Regions from separate parts of the Homo sapiens genome. Here regions 1 and 2 are each linked to region 3. Evidence: read pairs that join two places in POLR2A ChIA-PET (ENCODE). Cell type or tissue: GM12878. All regions are shown on one strand.

The links. ChIA-PET counts read pairs that join two places held together with the same protein. Peaks named below come from ENCODE experiments on the same cell type or tissue, not always from the same donor. Only the 100,000 strongest peaks of a DNase experiment are listed, where the experiment ranks them.
Region 1: POLR2A ChIA-PET joins it to region 3 with 6 read pairs; 4 of 35 experiments call an interaction of 5 or more read pairs at or near these places.
Region 2: POLR2A ChIA-PET joins it to region 3 with 5 read pairs; 2 of 35 experiments call an interaction of 5 or more read pairs at or near these places.

What each region holds. Positions count from the first base shown.
Region 1 is chr6:156,803,151-156,811,150 of GRCh38, forward strand. All of the region lies in intron 1 of ARID1B (AT-rich interaction domain 1B), which reads left to right. Among named protein-coding and RNA genes, the nearest start is that of MIR4466, 27 kb to the left of the region's middle. RefSeq lists a silencer at 6,131-6,331. In GM12878, no CTCF peak of the experiment used is centred here; a DNase peak (open chromatin) is centred at 6,091; H3K27ac peaks cover 2,557 bases.
Region 2 is chr6:156,545,244-156,553,243 of GRCh38, forward strand. It overlaps the pseudogene NMTRV-TAC1-1. Among named protein-coding and RNA genes, the nearest start is that of SNORD28B, 170 kb to the left of the region's middle. In GM12878, no CTCF peak of the experiment used is centred here; no DNase peak of the experiment used is centred here.
Region 3 is chr6:156,694,795-156,702,794 of GRCh38, forward strand. No RefSeq gene overlaps it. Among named protein-coding and RNA genes, the nearest start is that of ARID1B, 79 kb to the right of the region's middle. RefSeq lists enhancers at 2,268-2,317, 4,058-4,297. In GM12878, no CTCF peak of the experiment used is centred here; DNase peaks (open chromatin) are centred at 2,697, 3,667 and 4,397; H3K4me3 peaks cover 2,720 bases; H3K27ac peaks cover 6,485 bases.

The DNA of each region.
Region 1 (8,000 bases), 110 kb after region 3:
TTTTCTTTTTATCAGATTGACTCTAGTATGCAGAGATGATGGAATTTTCGTGCATGTGGTCTTGTACATTTATTAAGCCTTTTCAATGAAGATTTAAGAGCCAACATTTTATTTATGAAATTCAGTCCACATTTATAATGTTGTATAATAGAAATGTATGTACATTTCCTGTGATTTTTCAGTATAGAAGAATAATGGATCTTGCAAAGATTGTAGTTGCTGTTACTTACCTTTTTAAGAGAGAACCAAAATATTTTCCTTTCCTTTCCTTTCGTTTCAGTGTTCTCTAAGCTGTGTGTCTATCTATAAATCTTTATCCATCCACCATCTTCCTCCCTCTGTACTTACCTGTCTTAAACTTACCTAGACTTACCTTTGCCTTCGTTTTGCATTTATGATTTTTCCCTCCTTTCTCTTCAAGTGAATGCTTTATTTTTGTTTTCATGGTGTGTTTTTTTCTTGCTTTCATTTTATCTTTTTCTCTTTTTTTTTTTTTTAAATTCCTTTTTTGATCTAGTTCTTCCTGCCCCTCCACAGCTGCCCACATTGAGTGGGTTAGTTGTAAGTGTCCCATTCCACATCCTGTCTTGGGTGGGCTTTCCTGTAAGATTTTTCCTGGGTGTCTGTTATTACCTTTTTTTCCAATACATATTAAAACAATTGGCCATTTTTCATCATGTTTAGGAAACACTTAGCCTTGTTTTCCTCATCTGCAAAATAGGGATGATGAAACGTAATTTACGTGGTTGCTAAGAGAGCTAAATTAGTTGAGGTGTGTAAAGCATATAGCTTTACATCCAATGTGAAATAAGTGTTCATTAAATGTTAGTGGCAGAGGTAATAGTAGTTGTAACGTTGAATTGCCTGGTATGATGGAGAATGTTTCTAAAGAACACCCCTCAAGGCTGGGCATGGTGGCTCACTCCTGTAATCCCAGCACTTTGGGAGGCTGAGACTGGCTGATCAGTTGAGGTCAGGAGTTCGAGACTAGCCTGGACAACATGGTGAAACCCCATCTCTACCAGAAAATACAAAAATTAGCTGGGTGTGGTGGTGCACGCCTGTAGTTCCAGCTTCTTGGGAGGATGAGGCAGGAGAATCACTTGAACCTGGAAGCGGAGGTTGCAGTGAACTGAGATTGCACCACTGCACACCAGCCTGGGTGACAGAGCAAGACTCCGTCTCAAAAAAAAAGCAAAAAAAAAAACACCCCTCAATTTTGGATTACATTGATAATTAGGGGCCAGATCATAAAGAGAGCTTTATTTACTGTATTAGTTTGTTCTTACACTGCTATCAAGATATACCTGAGACTGGGTAATTTATAAAGGAAAGAGGTTTAGTTGACTCATAGTTCTGCATGGCTGGGGAGGCCTCAGGAAACTTAGAATCATGGTAGAAGGCACCTCTTCACAGGGTGGCAGGGGAGAGAATGAGTGCCCAGCGAAGGGGGAAGCCCCTTATAAAACCATCAGATTTCGTGAGAACTAACACAATCACGAGAACAGCCTGGAGGAAGCCATCCCCATGATTCAATCACCTCCCACCAAGTCCCTCCTACAACACATGGGGATTATGGGAACTATAATTCCAGATAAGATTTGAGTGGGGACAAGCCTAATCATATCAACGTATCATGAAAAGATTACATTTTATTCCAGGGGTCATAGAAACCATTGAAGAATTTTACTACTAAGAGAGATGTGATCTGATTGGCAAAAAAAAAAAAAAAAAAAAAAGAAATTGGCCCTTTTTGTGTCTTAATGTTCCTATTTCACCCACCCTTAAAATATAAAATTTAAAGATTAGGCAGTATTACTAATGGCCAGTACTTATAAAGTGACATGTAAATAGGACAAGAGTTTAACAAATGTAAACATCTCACTAAATTTTAGTACTTCACTTACCAACCCTTGGATGTTTAGCTAATAATTGCTAATTATAACTATGCATTTGTTTGCTTATACTACTCTGGCAGGAACAGGCCTCTCTCAGCTTACTCAGTAGGCCAAGTTAGAGATTCTGGGTTGGGCCCTAGTTTTTCAGGGATGTAGTATTGGCTCATTGGATTTAAATCTTAGGGAAAATCTGGTGGAGACACTTTGCCTCCACCTGCAGCCTGCTGTGCTGGATGTGTAGTGAGGGAATGAGACAGGATAGGCCCGAGAGTAAAGTGGTCTGTTTGAATCCCCAGTTCTGCCACTCATTTTTTGTAAAATGGGAATAATGATAATATCTAAGTTCTGGGGTTATTTTGAGGATTAAATGAGGTCGCATGTTTAAAGCATATAGGATGTTGTCCGAGTGTCAGCTTTTATTGTTACCATTACTATTCTTGAGGAAACCTAGCAGGTTTACACTTCACCAAGGAAGGGCAGCTATTGGTTTGCCTATAGGAGTATGCTCTCTCTGCTCTCAGAGGGCCTACAAGAAAATTTTTTTTCTATCCAAATGTCACCTTTGCTTTTATTTTCTTTCCTTTCCATACACGGAAGAAAAAATAGGAAAAAGAATTACATATACTTTGCAACTTTTTAATTATTTATTTAATTTTATTTTTTTTTAGAGACAGTGGAGTGCAGTGGCACCATTGTAACTCACTGCAGCGTGTAACTCCTGGGCTTAGGTGATCCTCCCATCTCAGCCTCCTAAGTAGCTGGAATCACAGATGCGCACTGCCACAACCAGCTAATTTTTAAATTTTTTTGTGGAGATGGAGTCTCGCTGTGTTGCCTAAACTGGTCTCAGAGTCCTGGCCTCAAGTGATCCTCCTGCCTTGGCCTCCTGATGTGTTGGGATTACAGGTGTGAGCCACTGTGCCCAGCCACATTTTTCAGCTTTGAAACCCTGTAATGTGAGTTCCCCCTCACTCCAGTTAGAAAGCTCATTTCTAATTTCCGTATTGGCCACTTTTTCTGTGTCACATTCACTAAATTAGGTTTAATGGTGGGTCCCAAAATCATAACCATAAACCTTGTTGAGGTTCTGTTTTCTTGTCCATAAAATGGGGATTAAGTGAATTGCTGGAAGGGTGCGTTGCCCAGGTCCTCAATAAGTGATAAACTCACGTTCAGCACATTCAACAAACTTTTAAAGGTTTTTAAATAAAAAAAGCAAAGGCTTATGGTCTTTGGAAGGTTCTTTTAGTTTCTCAAGTTGGGACCCCATGCCTTACCGTGCCACTGAGTTGAAGAACAGGTTCTACCTCTGGCTTTCAGAACCTCCTTAGAGCTGGTTTGGAGGTGTTCCTGCTCTCTACGTGTCCTTTCTTCTAAAAACACATTTCACAAAAATACATTTCACAGACTTTACTGTATCATATTTTCAACCAGAGTTTAAATGGGGATTGTTTGGTTTTGCTTAATAATACTACTTTACAGATGATTTAATAATTTCCAAAGTGCTTTTCTTATCTAGTCCTCACAGTAATCTTGCGAGGTTTGGTTAATATCCCTGTTTCGTGTGTGCTGAAGCAGAAGCACAGTGACTTGGCTAAGGACACGACTTTATTTCAAACCAGGTTTTGTGACCCAAATCTGAGCTTTTGCACCTCACACTGTTGCTGTGGTGTGTTACAGTGATTCTTTAGCTTAGAGACACGTTTGGATCAGGGGGTCAGCAAACTTTTCCTACGAAGGGCCACATAGTAAATAATTCAGGTTTTCTGGGCCAGATGATGTTTGTTTCAACTACTCAGCTCCGCTGAGGCAGTGCTGAAGTGTCCATAGACAATCCGTAAATGAACGTGGGAGGAGGCTGCGTGCCAGAAAAGCTATGGATGCTGAAATTGAATTTCATGTAATTTTACATGTCTTAAAATATTCTTTTGATTTCTTTCCCCCAACCATTTAAAAATGTAAAACATATTCTTAGCTTATGGGTCCTACAAAAACCAAGCGGTGGACCAGATTTGTCTGGAGGACCGCAGCTTGCCAACCCCTGGACAGCGTGCGTTTTTCCATTTCCAGTTCCGTCCAAGTATTGTGCACCCCCCCACGCCCCACCCAGTGAAGCATCTTTGTTTGCACAACTCTTTATTCTCTAGCATCTCAGCTAACAGGAAGCTGGGAGAAAGTTCAGATCTATGGAGTGGAAGAGCCCAGGGTGAAGGGAGCCAGCGGATCACGTGGTGTCGGAAACGCCTTAAGCAAGAAGCTTGCATGTCAGAAACCAAGCTCAGGGTTCTCTGTTGTGTTTTGGTTTTTACTGCCCGCCATCTAGTTGAGTTTCTTCATGTTCTAGGAGCTCTGTCAGTTCTTTAATTTCCCCCCACTAGAGTTTTGAGGTTTTTTCTTAAGGTTTTTTTTTTTTTGAAAAAGAGAGTTACAGACATGTAGTGCATTAGTATAGTTTGATTATTAAAAGATTCAAACGCTGGCAAAAACGTGTATGTTGAATATTTAAACTCTCATTTACTGCTTCCCCTTCCCAGAAGTATATGCTCTTAAGTTAAATGTGTCTTTTAGTTGATTTTAAAATACTGCATGTGAACATAGACAATTATATAAATATAAACATCTGTATATAAGATGATATTGTACGTGTTCTCTGACCTTTTCCTTACAGAAAGTTCCTTGGATCACACCACAGTGGTTCGACTTTTTGCTTTGGGTAATTTGTTGTGTGAGCAAGAGAGGTTCTCAGTTGTCTAAGCAGTCACTGAACAGTGAAAAAACACAATATCATTTTTTTTGCTGTGGACTGTGGAATCATTTTAGAATGTCACCCTCTTTTGAGGCAGTTGGCAGGATTTGCCCGGAAGGATCAGGATAGGGTCTTTGGGTCTGAGTCCTGCGTGACTTCCTTTTCTGACAGCCTCAGATGCAGTCCTAGACTCCCGTGTCATTGAGCGCTGTCCATAACATCTTACCATGAGTGTGCTATAAAAATACAACCTCTTCATTGTTAAGCCGTGTTACTGTTGAGGCTTTAACCCTATTGTATCCCAAAGCAGAAGCAGAGGTAGATATTTCAAAGTAATTGGATTTAGTAATTGAAATTTCAAAAGTAATTGAGAGATGAGAGCGTTTCCTATTTGGAAGACATCAGCTGGATTTTATTTTATTTTTCCCGAAGTTATTTGCATTCTGTCTTGTTAGCTTTAGAAATAAGAACAGGGAAAACAGAAAGGAGAACATGTAGTGGTATAATGTAGATCTTAAAATACTTCAGAGTTCTCATTCTTTTTTTGGTATGGTACTCAATAGGTATTCTAGTCAAATGTAGGCTATGACTTTGTAAATAATCTCTCTTGAAAAAAGGGAGCCTTCATTGTGTTCTTGGCAGCCTATCACGTGGTGCTCTTGTGAGTGTGGGCTCCAGCCTACATTGACCGTGAACCAGAGCAGCCCTGTTACTAAAGTCAATGCTTGTAATTCTCTTACAGTCCTCATACCACAGATTTCCTTGCAATCATACTTTTTTCTTTCATTCTCTTTTTTACCTGTTTTGTTTTCAGTCTCAGCTAAAATTGAATATATATAAGTGTACTAACTCTCTATAAAGAAGTCTTTTTCTAATCTACATGCCACTATGAAAATTGAAAATAAAAACATTATCTGTATTGTTTAATAAGGATTTATTCATTAGTTGTGCACATTCTTTATTTGTTCATTTGGTTTTAAAATATCAATGCTCTTATTTTTACTTGATGAAAGGAGAGAAACTTCTTTTAACGAATGTTTTTAGAGGCACTAAAATCCTTGATTAAAAACAGTGTTAAGGATTTGTATTTCATTGTGCTTTGGGAGAAATGTCTTAAGATTTGTACACACGAGTTTGTTTTATCTGTGTGACTCTAATTAAAGTTAATCAAAGTCACATGGCTTAGCAAATCACTGAAGTTTCTTTTTGGAGGTTTTTATTCATTTTAGTAATTTGATTTGTTGATTTGCTATTAATCTTTTAAAAGTAAAACATCAATAACCTAATTTTATAAAGTATCAGGTGTCTTTTTTTTGGCCTACTTTACGTTACTTACTCTGTACTTTCAAGCAGGCACATAAAGGCTCAGTCTGTTTCAGCTCTGTGCACTGCTGAGCAGTGTCTTACCATGACTGACCTCCTGATTAAGAGGAAGTTAGCACGTGAGAGCCACATTGAGTCTGCTGGCCTTAGCTTCATGTGCTATGTGAGAGATGTGGTCATTTTGTACACAGGATGTTATAATGGGATATTGACATTTTACGGATCCAGCATCCTGTGTATAAATTAAGCTTTCTTTTTAAGAAGACATTTTACAGTTGTAAAATTCTCGCCTATTTGAATTTTGAGATCTTGATGAAACATAATCCCTGGAGTGCTCTTCCACTGTTGCAGTGTAATCTTTCCATATGATATCTGATTTAGTTGGAAGCAACTTAGTAATTATGCATGCTTAAAGGAAGCAACTTAATAAACAGGATTTTAGAGAAACCCAGTCAGAATTGTAAAATGGTACTGCTGAATCAATTGCATTACATAGAATTACTGGGTTAGATGTAGGTTTGAGATAAGTGGGCAGACCTGAGGCTCCTGTACCACCACCATTGTCAAGAGCATGTGAAGATTTGCCTTTTTCAAAGAAAAAAAAAAAAAAAAAAAAAGGACTCCCTTTCCCTTGGTTCGTTCAAAAATGATTCAAAAGTAGCCTTCTCAAGTCTGGTGGCTGAGGGCCACCAGAAAGTGGAGCGGGCCTTGGTTCTGACATGGGCTTAGCATGGTAGGCTAGGTAAAGTCAGCTCTGTGGAGGTGGGCACAGTTTGTCATGTGGTCAGGTGGCATGCAGAGGACAAAAAGATGCAGCTCTGAACTTGAGGATTTAAGCAATCATCTGGGAAATCAGCACAGCATGTGGCTGAGGAATCAGATTCAGGAGGGAGGTGAAGACTGTCAGGTGCAGCAGGCCCCATGTGTGACCTCTGCTGCTTTACATGTGAAATATAGGAAGGGGAAAAATAACTATTGAAAATCATTTCTGTTCCTTGTCAGCTTATACACATGTACTATTAAATAGTCACAGTTTAAACTACTTATTTTCAGTTCACTATTTTGTACACATTGTCCTATATTGGTATTATTGCTAGCATTTCTGCAATTTTTTGAGTTAGAATTTAGGGTGACCTCTCAAGAATATTTTGTCATACTGATTCCATCTACAGATATACGTTGTGGTAGGTTCTGGTTATAAAAGTGTAAATGGTAACAGCTGCCATTTACCAAAGATCCACCTGCCAGCCTGCCTGCTTTATAGATGAGGGGATTGAGGCCTGGGAGGTTGAGGAACTTGCCTCAGCTCCTGGAGCTGCGTTGGATTCCTGCTCTCATTCTGTCTTCCTTGTAAAGCGAGAGGGGTGTTCTCCTTTGGTTTGTAAACTCTCTTGCTATTTCACAGCCTCTGGTGTCCAGAAGACACATAAACAGACAATGGCAACCAAACCTTCTAAATTTTAGAACACAGGTTTCCTCAGGGGTCTCTGATCTCTTGATCATTTTCATTTTGCCTGGTGGTTTCAAGACAAACTTGATATAGAAGGTGATCCTTGAGTCAAGGCCTGAAAGATGAGGAATCAGCCCCCAATAACTTCTGGAATCGTGTGTCTTCAGGCTTCTGGAGAATGTGAGAGCACCAACACCAATATTTTGCACAGCAGCAGGTCTTATGTGGGAGGGGCAAGAGTGAGGAAGAGCTATATGAAATGTGTATTATTTGTATTAGCTTGTGGATTAGTTTGCTGTTGCTGCATAACACATTGAGTGGCTTAAAAGAACACACATCGATTATGTCAGTTTCTGGAGGTTAGGAGTCCAGGCATGGCTTAGCTGCCATACTCTGCTTGGGGTCGTAGAGGCTGTAATCCAGGTGTCAGCCGGGCTGCATTCTCATCTAGAGGCTTGACTGGGGAAGGCCGCCTCAGACTGTTGGCAGAATTTATTTCCTGGTGGCTGTAGAATTCATATCTGCCTGCTTCTTCAATGCCACCAGCAGAGAGAGAATCTGTAACTTCTGGGAAGGCCTGGAC
Region 2 (8,000 bases), 150 kb before region 3:
TCCCCGAGGTAACACTTGTGAAGCCTTTGAGTTCCTGGAAGAAAGGCTCCCTAGAAACACTAGGCAAGTGTCATAAATATGCATGTGTGTTTTATCCTGTTATCATTATAGTCCTACTGGGTGGGGTGCATGTCTGACACTCTCAAAATTTAAGGGGCAATGTCCCCTTTGATTACAGGGCATTCTGCAGTGAACTAACTTCCAAACCATCTCCAACTTGCATTCAAGCAGCATCTTTTAACTTCAAGCCAAGCGGTTAGTTTGCCTTGAAGTGACTATTTCACCGAGCAGGGAAGATGCCGGCTTTTCATTTCCATTCCTTTATAGCTGGTTCTCTATGCATTGCCTCAGAGGCTGAGTTTGTCAAGATAAGTAAACAGCAAAACCCAGTGTGCTTTTTCTCAGGACGACCCCGTCGTCTGAGGCAGATTAAGTGTAGTGAAAGCTGACATCCAAGCCATCCTACCTTCGGAAATTCTCTGGGAGGAAAAATGAACCCAAAAGTGTGCCCATTCCAGGTGACAGGGAGCATCTAAATGTTGCAGGCATTCCTAGGGGCAAATTTATGTCAGATGTAGGATTTTTCTACAGCAGACATGTCACCTTTGTCTTACCTTCATTCGGCCAAACCTACTCACTTTGTAGTTCATGTTCAATTTCTGCTCTTCGTGTGGTTTTAAAGGGACTCCACGTGAGTCCACATCCATTTAGTTTGTTAAGAGGGTTTGTTGGCCACCACCATTGTGTCCACCTTCTCCTGCACGCTTTCTACTGATGAGCCATCACCATGCAATCCTCAATAGAATGTAAATGGTGTTTTGAAGCTGCATGCATTCTTTAGCTTCTGAGGTCACTTCATCTCAGGGATTATCCAGATTTTCATTGTCTAAAACAGTTATTTTGTATGTGGCAATTATATAAACATCTGGATGAATCCAGACTTGTATTTGCTAACTTTTGTACCAAATGCAGTTGGCTCCAAAGCATTGGTATATATGGGGGCTAAACGGAAAATAATTTCTGTATGAAAATGTGGAAATTCTGTCTTCTAAAAATATGGTTAAATCTAATTCCCAAGATTAACACCTTCCTAGTATTTACAGAGCAGCCGATGTCTACAGTGGACCTCTAACCCTGGAATGTAGCCTTTTTTAGCATGCAGTCAATGTATTGACAAAAGCTGTAGGCGGCTTTTGATCTATTGGCATTTTTGTATTAAGAGGAGTCAGAATATATATACACACAGCCACCAGAATCAACCTTGACACAGTCAAGTCAGTTATTTCAGCTACCTTTTCCATGAAGTACAGGATGGGACCACAGAGAACTCCTAATGGTGTAGCAATGCACATTGACCATTAAGATGGATGGAAGGTCAGGATACACAAGCCATGACTCAGTCATTTCTGCTCTAGAGACACGTCCTGCACCTTCTCCCAGGAAGACATCAATTCATGTCTACTTCTATACCACCAAGCCATTCAGTGGCTATTGTCAAAGTGCCTGAATTAAATGGGTGAAGAGAATCTCCCAGAAATTCACCCCAAACCCATACCAAAGCCAGACTTAAAATTCACAGTTATTATTCAGCGAGTGGATGGAGCACTGGTACCCTGCTGCTGGTGAACATGGAGAGCTCCAAAGTTGATATTGTCTACTCTAGTGTAGCACAGTGGGCACGCAGCAACCATGATTATGCAGAAGGGGGTAAGAGGGACAAAAAATGAGATACGCAAATTTGGAGACAACATTGTCTTATGCAGTTGAACCATAAAATTGATATCTGTAGACTAAGGAGACAGGCAAAGCCTCCTAAAATTTGAGAAAGAGCCATAGGCCTGTATGACATGACTGTCACCTGGTGATTAGGTTAAATATCTAAAGAAAGGCTTGATCAGTCAGGAGGAGTTTGACAATCATGAAAACACAGAAGGCCAGGCATGGTGGCTCACACCTGTAATCCCAGCACTTTGGGAGGCTGAGGCGGGCGGATCACGAGGTCAGGAGTTCGAGACCAGCCTGACCAACATGGTGAAACCCCGTCTTTACTAAAAATACAAAAATACAAAAAAAAAATTAGCCAGGCGTGGTGGCAGGTGCCTGTAATCTCAGCTACTAGGGAGGCTGAGGCAGGAGAATTGCTTGAACACTGGAGGCGGAGGTTGCAGTGAGCCAAGATCAGGCCACTGCACTCCAGCCTGGCTGACGGTGCAAGACTCCGTCAAAAAAAAAAGAAAGAAAGAAAAAGAAAACACAGAGAAAGGAGCACCTCCAGTCCTGAAAGAGGAGAGCCACCTGGCCTGTGGATACAACGGCTAGTCTTGGGGGCAGGTCAACTCTGAGGAAGGCAACTGGGCTGCTTCTCAGAGCTTAATGCCAGTAAGCATTCATGTTCTTTCACCAGGCCCCCTGTTAGAAGTGCATGCTCACCCACACGACCCGCTGACTACAAGGCACCTTCCCAGGTCATGTGCACGTTTCAAAACAATAAACTGGCATTCTGGTGTATACATCAGCCTTTTGGAGTTTAACATTGGTTAATGTCAACCAGTTAACATTGGTTCATGTTGGTGCATCCGGGGAGACACATCCCGTTCGGTTAGCATTAGGAATGCTATGGCAATTAGAATAGGTACAATAAGAAGTAGGAGGTTGGCTATGGGCACGTTGTTAAGAAGAGGAATTGAACCTCTGCCCATAAAGTTGTAAATTTTACGCAATTGCCGGGCTCTGCCGTCTTAACAGACTCTGTTCTTGAGTAAGTGTGGGTACGGTGGTAAATTGAGATGATACCATTTACGGGGGGAGGCCCGTAAATGCCTCCCTTCAGTGAGGCATTTACTGTCTCACTGTGAAAACTGCCTTCCTTCATCGTTAGGCTTCAACCCCCTTTTTAAAGCAATGAACACGCATTATTTACAAAAGTGGGTAAACATATACTAATACACTTTCCATTACGATGCCTGAAACACTATGATGGCACCACAAGGGCAACAATAAGAATAAAATTATCCTATTTGAGGAAAAGATGTTAATTAAGTAAATTATTTTCTCACCTGACTGGCTTGTCGGCAGTTGGAGGGCAGAAGCTGGGTTTTTATATTGGATATATCTCTACTTTATGTTTATTTTGTCCTTTACAATGCCTGGCCCAGTTCTGGGTATATGCACATGCAAACATTTGTTAGTTTATCAAGCAAATGAACAACAGCAGCTGAACAATACATTGCAACCGACCGCAACTATGGGATGCGAACTAAGCCAAAAGCCTTGATGCATGAAGCCAAAGGGCAAAGCCTCAAACACCAGTGGGCCCAAGAGATTTGCTCCTGACTCCTAAAGCCTCAAACACCAGTGGGCCCAAGAGGTTTGCTCTGGACTCAGGCCATCCTGTTCCCAGCAAGCAGGCACCTGGCTCAGATGCTTGATTTCATTCAGCCACATTGTCTTCAGCTCCCCAGTGCAGTATGTGAAGGAGCAAGGAAATCTTGGTACCGGGAGGTCACTGAGGGCCCATCGCTTACTCCTTCTGAGCTCACTGCTGGTACTGGGACAGGTTGGGTCCTGGGGTGTCTCTGTGTCTAGATGCTACTGCAGGCGGCAGCAGCATTGACGGAGCATTGTCAGCTCTCCCTCCCTGCTCACTGGGAGAGAAAAGATTTTTCATTTCATACATCATTTACAACTTGCTGCCGTGATTCTAAAAAACCAGTGGGCTTCATCAAGTTAATGAGCAAGAAAAACATATTTGGTGAGTGTGTTAATTTTTTGAAAGTTCTGCAGAGCCCAGGACATTAGGCAACATGCATAGGGCAGCTCGGCACACCGGGGAGTCCCCTCCCCCCTAAATTTATTCTACCCAGCTATGGGGGTACCTGCTATTGACTAATAAGTCAGCAAATGTGTCTTAATAGAAATTCAACAACAAATACGTCACTCACTTTGTGTTCTCTGTATATTTTCATGTGGGAACATTTGGGACCGTGAGCAAAAGTTACCAATGGCCCAGCTGAGTTTCTCTTTCTACACAGGGCAGTCTCTACTACAAGAGAGAGCAGCATGGAGGAACAGCTACAGTGAGAATTCAGATCAGAAGGAGAAGGAATCATACTGAATCTTAGTGTGTGGGATTTCTAAAATGATAGGAGACTATCTAAAGAACGACGCAGTAATGAAGGGGAAAGACTAGACATTTGGATGAAATAGCTCTGTCAGAGAACCAAAAGAAGATACTGAAATAAGTCTTCATTTATTAAAGGATCCTTTTAGAGTGCTTATTCTTCTCTATCAAAATCGGGTACTTTACGCTGGTTAAATACATCTCTGAATTAATCTGCCTGTGAAACCATTGAACCGGGAGAGTCACATTACATTTTACAGTTTCTGTCTTTGAGTTTCATCATAAATTAGACATCTGAGATTATCCCCAGCAAGTTCATGGTCTTGGCAGAACTCACACCCAGACCTGAAAGAGTATGTCTGCATTTTTCTCATCTCTTTTCGACACACTGGAGATGTGTGAATTTGTGTCTTATTAGAGATGGGGAAATGTTTGCAGCACTATTAAATGGCAACTATGTGAATTGAATTGAATTTTAAATTGAAACACAAAATGATAGTTACTACTTCAGGGCTTAGACTATTCCCCTTTCTACACAAAATTGAGAATGGATGGGGCAACATTTTAATATCTCATAAAATTCATTTAAAGAGGGTCAATTTCTGGACTCCCACCTATCACGAAAATGACCAACTATAAACACACACATGTACACACAATTCAAAACTCCTGGAGACCATAAATAGAATAGATCATTTAGATTAAGCAAATGGCATAGGAGACAGAATACTTTTGCTGAGAATCATTGCGCTAAACTAGTTGTTTTCTAGATAAGACAAAATGTAAAACAGTCTATTTCAGAAAAGATACGAAATAAGTATCACTATTTTGGGGAGGAACATAATTGTGTTTTGTTGGGAAATATAAATCCAGGAAACACTTTTGTATTTTGATATTTAATGGCCTTTTCTATTCCTTCTTGCTGTGGTGATAAACCTCTACTTGACAAAGAAATGCAGTTTTCAGTAACTGAGGCTGCAGCCAAGCTATCAGCTCAGGAAGGTGCAGGCTCATTCCACACCCAAAGACAGAATATGTGTGTGGCACCCGGTGATTGTTTAGGAGTGTCAGTAAGAAATGTCCTGATTTGCAAAGCATTTCTGGAGAAGAGATTTGAGAAATGTGACCCACAAGAATGAGGCCAAGGAAAGCAAAGAATCAGCACTGCCTTGGGTGTTAAATGCCTGCCTTGGGTGCCCCACTTCTAGGAAGAAGCACACAGCCTTCCCTGCATCCTCTCAGCATCCCCGTCACCTTCCTGGGCTGTACAGGGCAGGCAATGGAGCCAAGTGTCTGCATCTATACAAGGACCTTATGGGCAAGTACCCCATGTCCTCCAGCACAACCCTCAGACCCTAATTAACTCCCCCATCTAAACCTTAGGCTCACTTTCCACAGCTCACAGTAGTAAATGTTTGCAGGTCTACACTGTAAAAGCAAGGCCCAGCCAGACCACTTCACAGGAAACCTCAAAATTCCCAGCAGAACCTATACACAGGTGGGGAGAAACAGTAACAAACGAATGATGGGGACGTTGGTCAAGAGACAGCTGCCTGGGGCAGGACCCGACTGCAGTGGGGAAAGAATATTCTGGAAAGGCTGGAAGAAAGGCTCTGTCCCTTCTTCACTGTAGTAGGAGTCTTAAAGGCCACCTGGTCCAACAGCTGCCAGGCAACCAAAACGCCCCACCCCACCCAGCTTCCAGCTCTGTAGGGACACACGGGAAGGTGACCCCAGTGAGCCACACTCTTGCATCCTCCCCTCCCGAGTACAGACAGAGCCTGTGACTTGCTTCCAGCCCAGAGAAATGGCAGAGGTGATTGGACAGTCCTTTCTGTGACTCTGTCACATTAAATTCAACTCCATTTTAGCAGACTAGAATGAGAGATTCTCTTGCCGGTTGTGGTAGGCAGAGTAACTCTCCCCACCCCACCAGAGATGTCTATGCTCTAATTCCAGGAGCCTGTAATGTTACATCACATGGCAACAAAAGCCCCTGCAGGCTGGGTGTTGTAGCTCGCACCTGTAATCCCAGCACTTTCAGAGGCCATGGGGGGAGAAGGCCTTGAGCCTAGGAGTTAGAGACCAGCCTGGGTTACACAGGGAGACCCCATCTCTACAAACAAACAAAAAGAGTCTGCAGATGTAATTAAGGTTACAGAACCCCAAATGTGAAAATTATCCTGGATTATCCAGAAGGGTCCAATCTAATCACAAAAGCCATTAAAAGCAGGGAATGTTCTCTGGTTGGAATCATGGAGACGCCGGCAAAAGGAAGGCAGAGACGTTTCCAGCATGAAAGGGATTCAACGCACCCTTGCTGGTCCTGAAATGCGGGACCCACGTGCAGGGCTTCTAGGAGGCGAGGGTATCCCTCAGCTCACAGCCAGCAAGGCAGTGGGGACCCAGTCCTACAACTGCAAGGACCTGAATCCTGCCAACAACCTGAATGAGCCTGGAAGCCACTAGCTCCCCAAAGCCTCCAGAAAGAATCAAAGTCCTGTCTACACTTTCTGGGACCTGGAGTCGAAAAGCCAGCTGAGCCCAGACTTCTGACATGTGGAAATTATGAAATAATACACTGGTGGTGTTTTTGGCCACTAAATGGTGGTGATTTCTTATAGCAGCGATAAAAAACTAATACACCGGCCACGAAGAAGTAGGCTGCCATGCTGCAAAAAAGCCAGCTGGCAAGCAGCTGACAGCAGCCCCACCTGACGGCCACCAAGGAAACAGAGCCTCAGCCCCCCAGTCACAAGCACCTCAATTCTGCCAGCCACCACAGCAGCTGGAAAGAGGACCCCAACTCCAGACACGGATTCAGCCCAGCCAGCACCTTCACTGGAGCCTTGTAAGGCCCAGACCCCTGTGGCTCAGCAACTGTGAGATGGTGAATGTAGGTTGTTTTAAGCCACCAAGGCAATCTGTAACTAATGCACCCCCTTCAGGACTGTGGTCCAGGCTGCTTCCTGACCACATCATCCCAGCACCTAAACTCACTTTTTCTAATTCAGGATTGGGACTTGTGTGTAACATATAAGAATTTAGGATAAAGACCTAACATGACTGAGCACCAATTACATGCAAACATAGAGTCTCTCTTTCCCAGCACATTTTAAATCATGTCTGTCTAAGTCTAGAGACCACGCCCTGCTCTTCACAACGGCGATACACTTCTCAAATGTGGACGCCACGCAATAATGAACTCCTGTTCATGGCATTTGCATTCAGAGTCTGCCTCTGAGTCATGCAAGAACACCATCCCATCGCTTTGCTCCAAATGTTTTCCTCCTAAAGTATCTTATCCAATTTGTAGCCACCAAAGAAATTTTCCTAGAAAAAAAGCTATCACACCAGGAAGACAGTCATATACTGTGTCTGGACTAGACTACGGCTTGGAACGTCCCTTCCATCTTGAGAGTCTGTGATTCTAACTCCCACTGGGGCCTACTTGGAAAACACGTTTGGTCTCCCAACATAAGTATCTTTGAAATTATTTTTGAAAGGACAAACATTCACCTGCTTGTAAAATCAGTCCCATCGCTTCCTAGTGGCCCCCGAGGGTCCCCTCCTTGCTTGCTCCACCTTGAAGGGTCACCTAGTCCCCCGTCCACTACCGCTAACACCCAGACGCTGCCTCTGAGCATCTGTGAAGGGGAGGGAGGATGCTTGGGAGAGTGCTGAGCATGCATTTTCTCCACTCTCCGAACTTTCTTTTTCAAAAGAAAATTTCTTCAAACAAAGCAGTTACAAGTCCTTAGTCCGTTGAAGTTTGAAAACAAAGATATCTTTGAGTTTTCTAAACACATACTAAAATAAAGGTTATTTTTTCACTTTCAAAAAAGACAGATCGATTCTTTTGGCGTTCAAATACAGCCAG
Region 3 (8,000 bases):
TAGAATAGTCAAACTCATAAAGACAGAAAGTAGAGTGCTGGTTACCAGGGACTAGGGAGATGGGAGGAGAATGAGAAGTTATTATTTTACAGATTCAGAGTTTCAGTTATGCAAGATGAAAAAGTTTTGGAGATGAAACCAAGTGAGGTAGCATGCATCTGTAGTCCCACCCACTCAAGAGGCTGAGGCAGGAGGATTGCTTGAGCCCAAGAGTCTGAGACCAGTCTGGGCAACATAGTCAGACCCTGTCTACACAAAAAATAAAAATTAGTTGCGTGTGGTGGTGCACTCCAGTAATCCTCACTACTCAGGAGGCTGAGGCAGGAGGATGACTTGATCTCAGGAGTTCGAGGCTAGCCTGGACAACATGGCAAGACTCCATATATTTAAAAACAAAATGTTCTGGAGGATAGTGGGGTGGTTGCACAACAATGTGAATGTACTTAATGCTACCAACTTTATACTGAAATATGGTTAAGAGGGTAAATTTCACTTATGTATATTTTATCACAATTTTTTAAAGGATATGGTCTTTGCATTTGGAGAGATCTAGTCTCAAATCCAACATCTCCTAGGTATGACCTTGAACAGGTTGCCTAAACTCCATGAGCCTCAGTTTCCTCCTGTCTAATGGGAATAAAAACACCTAACTTAGAGGATTTTTATAAGAATGAAAACATAAACAGATCTGTAGCGGATTCTGTGGAGAGCCACCCTTCAGGACTCAGGTGCCACTGCCCTAGCTGCTGGGGGTGTTGACTGCTGGCGGCCTACAGCTGTGTCGCTCTCCAGGCATCCGCTCCCACAGGGAGCTGCCTAGCCCAAGTCTATAACCCCTCTTGGGAGACAGCAACTGGTTGATGCTGGTTTATAAGGTCCAGCCCTCTTGCCTCAACTGGAGGAAACTCTGAAGGGTCCTCCCAACCCCACAGCTTTGGCGGGATCAGTTGGGGGTCTGTGTTGAGATACCCCACGTTCTCCCTCTTCCCAGCCCTGCTTCTCTCTTGTTCTTCTGCTGGTGGGAGAACAGGGCTTCTGCCTGTGCATTGCCAGCTCAGAGTCTGTTTCCAGGTAACCCTCTCCTGCTTCAAAATGTTCCAAGAGCTGCCCGTTGGCCTCAGAATGAAACCTGCAATGATTGTCATTTCCTGCAAGACCTGACACAGCAGAGTCACTTACTGTCTGTCCTGTTTCTTCTCCTGCCCCTCCTCCTGCCTCACCCCATTCCAGCCGCCCTGGTCTCAGGAATCCCCACAGCGCCTCTATACTTGCTGTTCTCTCTGCCTGGACCCTCGGCCTCTGGGGTTCACTTCATTCTTCCAGCCCACCCCGTCAGAGAGGCCTGTCTAAAATATCCCCTAGCTGGGCCCCAATGCCCCTCTATCCCTGTACCCTACTTCTTTTTCTTTTTCTTTTCTTTTGTCTTTTTCTTTTTCTTTTTTTTTTTTTTTTTTCTTTTGAGACGGAGTCTCGCTCTGTCACCAGGCTGGAGTGCAGTGGTGCGATCTCGGCTCACTTGAACCACCTCCCAGGTTCAAGCTATTCTCGTGCCTCAACCTCCCGAGTAGCTGGGATTACAGGCACACGCCACCACGCTTGGCTAATTTTTTTTTTATTTTTTATTTTTATTTTTTTTTTTAGTGGAGACCAGGTTTCACCACGTTGGCCAGGATGGTCTCAATTTCCCGACCTCGTGATCCGCCCACCTCGGTCTCCCAAAGTGCGGGGATTACAGGCATGAGCCACTGCCCCTGGCTCTTTATAGCATTGATCATTCCCTGAAATGATCGTGCATACTCATTTGCTTATAAGTACTAGAATGTTTCCCAAAGGCAGGGACTTGCTCTGCCTTCTGCCCTATGGTTCTCCCAGCAACTAGAATCCCTGGCACATACTAGGCACTCCAGAAACATTTGTGGAAAGAATTAATGAATTAGAGCTAATGCACACTGAGCATATAACTCAGTGTATACCATATGTCAGGGCCTCACAGATAGTACATTATTATTTTATTATATTTCTTGTCTGTCCAATTCAGACAGAGAATGTCAGACAAGGTCCTTTTTTTGTATCCCTTTCTATAGCACCAGGCACAGAAGCCCTCCATAAATACTTCTTAACTAGACTTAATATGTTCTAAAGCCAATGGTGAGATAGAACTGAGATTATTTTTTTCGTGGCTGGCTATCAGTTCTATTTCATTTGAATGGCCAAGATTCTCTCACAGCACATCAGGTCTCTATTAAAATTAATTATGATCAGACTCTATCCATCCATCACTTAGGGAGAAAAGATGACAGAGGTGTCCCTCCAAAGTCATCCTGGCCACTCCTGGAGGTGGAAGATTGCTCTGGGGCCCAATGTGACGTGTCTTCACTCTAATCATCAAATATTTTTAAATATTACTCAATAATCTCTAAGAAACTACAAAAAGGGAGGTCATCAATGTGAGTTCTGCCCCCAAAATCACTTAAAGTCCAAACTTGGCAGAGAAGAGAGGCCCCATCACTCTGCACCTGTTCCCTAGCCAGTTCTCACGGCCCAGGGCAATTTCCCCTTTCACTTCCCCTCAAGGGGAATGTACCGCCAAGCACTCCTACCTGGTTTGACATCCCATGTTCATGGCTGGATAATGACAGAGCCCTTCATGAATTCTATGGCATGCAGTATCTTCTGCTCTGCCATGTTCAGGGAGGAGAGAATACACATGCACAGCTGAAATCCCCTAGACAGTTACCATGTATCTATCTCCGTTCAGTGAAACAAGCCTGCAGAATGCTGTGAGCATTCTTTGTTCTTCTTCCTTTTTTGCAGATGTAAGAAAACCTAAGAAAGGGAAGCCATGTCCCTACCAGTAGGAACGCTTTCAAAGGAAGGGAAGGATGTGACAGCTGGGTGCCAGGCATGGTCCTAGAGAAACTGACATCCATTTTGTACTTTAATCCACATCAGGACACTTCAAGGTAGCTGATATTGTCTTCAATTTGCAGATGAGGAAAGAGATTAAAGAAATTAAGTGATATACGTTGGGTCATGTGGATGATAAATCATACACCAGGATTTGAAGTAAGCTTCCTCTGATTCCAGAATGTCTTCTAAGAATCTGCTACACTGCAACGTGCCTTTGGGCTGGTTAGTTACTCCCTTGAGTCCAAGCTTGGTTATCTTCCTTAATAGCTCCCTCTCTGCCCTGGATCCTATTTTTAAAAAACAACAGCTATAAAAAGTTACCCTACCAGATTAAAAAAGTCACCAATCTACAACAATTAAAACAGAACGGTGAGCAGTAAAACAGCAGTTCAAATATAAACTCAGGTGTGTGATAAAAGGAGCATTTCAGATCAATGGAGGACAAGAAGATTGTTCTATAAATGGTATTGGAAAACCTGGTTAGTGAAACAATTAGTAGATGCCCAATAAGTGTTTGTAATTTGTTTTACTGTAAAATTAAATGAGATAACACATGTTCTCCAGCTTCCGCAGTGACTGCTAAGAAAAGAGAGTCAGTGTAACTTTTTGAGGTCTGGACTTCCTAAGTCTCTCATCTAGATAGCACCCAGACCTTCATTCCTTAAAAAAATCTCCTACAATACTTTCAAATTTACAAAGTGCTTTCACTACCCCATTAGTGCAGGGCAGGTGTTCTTATTCTCACTTTCTATATATGGACACTGAGACTCAAGAGAGGTTACAATCGCAGCTGGCGTGGCCGTGTGAAACTTAAAGACGGCTTCCTGGTTCCTCGTGCCATGGTCTTAACACTAAACTCTCTATATATAGTCTCTCCCCACCCCCACCCTCATGTTCACACCACAAAATTTAACAATGGAAAACAAATAACATCAATACTTTACCAAGAGCACAGTAACTAGGTTAATTTCTATGTAATCCCAATCAGTCTTTGCCCATAGCACACATTTTACAACATTATCGTCATAGTTTAATTACAATTTAGTGGCCCATTTTCCCACTTAACAATGCTGTTTACAGTTTTGTAGCAAATGACTGATGTGCATCTTTCCTGTCTCTTGCACACTTCTCTTCTTTAAAGTCATCCATGTAAATCTCCATCTCTAATCCAATTGCTCTTAAATGAATTTCGTTCACTTGAGTGACTGCATTCAGTTGTGTTCCCCTTTACAGGCAGTCATTTATCGCTCTTCCCCCAGCAAGAAGTCCTGTTTCTTTTCCCAATCCATAGGTGACTTTAAATGTTGTTTGGTTTCCTGGGCTTTCAGGATTTCTCTCCTGCAGGTGAACCGCCAGGAGCTCTTCTTCTGCAGGTTCCTGCCTAGGTGTGAGCAGCATAAGGAACTGTCTCTTGCCTTCTTGGAGTTTATGACTATGGCACTCCTGTTAAGGAATCACTCCTCACTCCTTTTTTAACCTGTGGCTTTCCAATTTCACTTCCCCAGGCCAGTCATCACTAAAACCATGACTCACCCCCATGGTTTCCTCTCTGGCAAGGGAGAAATTTCAAACCTGAACATTTTCATCACCGTTATGTATACAGTATGATTCACGGAGACTCTATTAGCGTATTAAGTAAGTCATTATTTTCAATCGTCTACACTGTATGTTAAAAAACAGAGGCATTTTACTGCATACTTAATGTTCTATTCCCCCCATTTAGTAGATGGAAATGGCCTCATAGAAACATATCTGACTCAACCAGTCTCTGTTTGGAAACAATATAGAAAGAGACACAGAAAAGATACATTTTTTGGTCAGTGCCTGTCTTAAATGCTCCATAAGGTCAAGTTCAGTCAACTTGAAATAAGGAGTTATGGGGTCTTAACAAAGTAGCGCTCAAATAGTCTGTCAATAAATATCTATTGAATGTCAGCACCCAACTCTGTAGAAATGGCTGAAGGGAAATGCTGCTAAAAGCCACCTTGTCTGACAAACACATACACTGGCAAAATCTGCCAAAAGAGGGTGACATAAAATGAAGGTTGTAATGTTTTTAAAAGGTTGCTTTTGATCAGGCTATAACTGTAAAGTGCTTTCACTTAATTAAAATAGAGATGATAAAGCTACAGAAGAACAATAATAGTAATTGGGAAAGATACTGTTGTGATTGGTTTTGCTTTCAAGCATCTCCTTGTAAGAGTTTTATGCAAGGGGAGGGGCAAGAATCATTTTTCCTAAGAACTTATTTAATCTATTGATAAGTCTCATAATTTTCTTTTCCATCATTAAGGAGCTTTTCCTGGAGAAAAAGAAGTCCAAATTTCATTTTGGGAGGAAAGAAAGAAAATTTTTAAAAATTATGATTTAGCACGTCTTAGGCTGGGTGTAACTTTTCATGACTCAGCTAACAGGTTAGGAATGGCCAAGCATGGTTGAATATTCTGCTTTTGTGAGGCGTGGGCATTGCCAATAGTTGAAAGTTATGGTAGCTGTAATTCAGAAGCGGGAATAGAAGTGTCAACCTGAGAAAAATGTAGCACTAAAGTAACAAGCCAAATTGCTGGCATTGTCAGTAGCTGTGATTTCACTGTATTGATTGTCCCCTGTGAAATGTGAGGCTCTTTATTTGAATCATTTGTATGGGTGTCATATTGGGTTAATTGCAAAGCAATTGGATTTAATAATAATATAATGGTGTATCCATGTACATCGATTGCTAGAATTGTGAGATGTGAATTGCACTTGATCATGAGGTCGGGCTTCCCGATGCTACAGGATGAGCAAGTCCCAGGCTAATCGTGTAAATTTAAGCTGCCTAGGGTGAGCTTTAACTTATATGCCAGTTTGGATTGTTATTGCAAATGCTTTATAGGCCTGGAACATGACTGGTTATAAATGGGATGGCCTTGAACTTGAATTGTTTTAAAAAGCATAGCTTCATGTTGAGTTAACAGCATGCCGTGAAGATCAGTACCAACATAAACACAGTGAATGAAGGCTTTCTGTTGGCCATGCTTTTTTGTAGAATTTCATATTTGCTAAAATTATTTCAGTTGTAGCTAAGTTGCTTAGTCCCATTAAGTAAGAAATGCAAGAAAGATGGTTCTCGAAATGGGCAGGAATTCCCTGAACAGCATGGTCTCATGCCAAATAAACAAATCAATGACCGAGTTAATAATTTCATAATAATTGAAGATAAAACATAGTTATATATTTGCACAGTTATTTTTAACGTTTAAAATTGGTGGATATGTTTCACTTTTCCAGTTGAAGGATATTCCTTTCCAAAAGGGATGAAACAAGGGAACAATAGATTTTTATGGGAAAATTCCACATCCAAGAGATGAAAGGAAAACTTTAAAAATCAAGACAAATCTGAGGAGGAAAACTTGAGGCTTTAAAGAAAGAAGAAAAAGGAAGAGGAGGAGGAAGAAGAGAATGAGAAACAGATGAGTTAGAAAATGAGAAGATTGGCTGGGCACAGTGGCTCATGCCTGTAATCCCAACACTTTGGGAGGCCGAGGCGAGCGGATCACTTGAGGTCAGGAGTGAGACCAGCCTAGCCAATATGGCGAAATGCTGCCTCTACTAAAAATACAAAGAAATCAGCCGGGTGTGGTGGCGCATGCCTGTAATCCCAGCTACTCCGGAGGCTGAGGCGGGAGAATCGCTTGAACCTGGGAGGCAGAGGTTGCAGTGAGCCCAGATCGCATCACTATGGCACTCCAGCCCATCTCAAAAAAAAAAGAAAAAAGAAAGAAAGAAAATAAGAAGACTGAGTAACCATAAATATTGTCTGGCACAATACAGGCACTCAAATGTTTTTGAATATATACTTTGATTAACTAAGTGAAAAAGGTAGTAAAAAGGTGAGTAATAAATCAAAATGTATTGTCTAGACTGTTGAGTCTGATGTTTCTAAATAGAAACAACAAATGTTCTCCGTTTAGGCCAAGCTTTGCCACATGAGTTTACACTAAAATATCATTTCCACCAGTTATATTGACTGTGTTCACTGTTTGAACTAGTCCAATCTCTATAACGCTTTCTTCATATCATTTGACTTCATGATCAAATTAGAGAGGTGACTGGGAGAACGACTAACTTCCACAATTCATCCAAAAGCAATACAAAATCACTCACCCAAAGCCAGTACTACTGGGACCAAATGCATCCCATTTCCCTTCTGCTTTGGTGAATCTGACTTTCTTACCAACTTAAACAGCATTTTTGGGGGTACTAAGTCAAACATAAAATTAAATATGCCTAATAAGTGTATTTATCTATTAAGACATTAGCTGTATGTATTAGTTTCCTACAGGTTGGTCTTTCTAAGAGCACAGACCAATGCTAGAAGACGTTTATTAAACATTTTTCCAAAAGCTGTTCGCATGAATGTCTTCAGGGCTGAGTGGAGCCCCTTTCTAACTGCTAATGAATTATATGACCACGTGTTCAGAGCTGCGCCTGACTGAAGTTGACAGCTGAATCAACTGAAAAGAAACAGCAGCAACAGAAGAGAGAGAGAGAAAAGCTACTTTTATCTTTTACACAGATCTTTATTTTAATTTGATATATATGTAGTGATAATATTGCAGACTTAGGAGGACTTCAGGAATCTAGGAAATTCTAAAAGGGAGGCCTGAGGGAGATGAAACATCCTAACACTGGGAGGGAAATATATGTTTGTGGATAAAGTTCCACTCATGGTATTCTGTGGTGTCGGGGGACCACAGGAGTTGGCACCCCCTGTCGTGGCTACAGTTCCAATCTCTAGAGTTCCAATTTCTTGCTGTGATTTTACCATGTAGATGCCAGACACTGAATTTTCTTAATCGAAGCAAGACTGCTTAGGTCAAAATAGTAGAATGATGCGAATTTAAGTAGGAGTCAACAAAAGCAAAGCAACATGAACACAATGAATCTTACGTTACTATTCAAACATTTAGGTAGCTCCACATAAACTTTCCTGTTTTATAAAAAGTACAGATATTTTTTCAGATATTACTATGAAATTTGGACCTGATACCCAAGAAAAGTTAAAAATGAAATAACCTTCTCATTCTAAGCATATCCTTCCTCTGAAT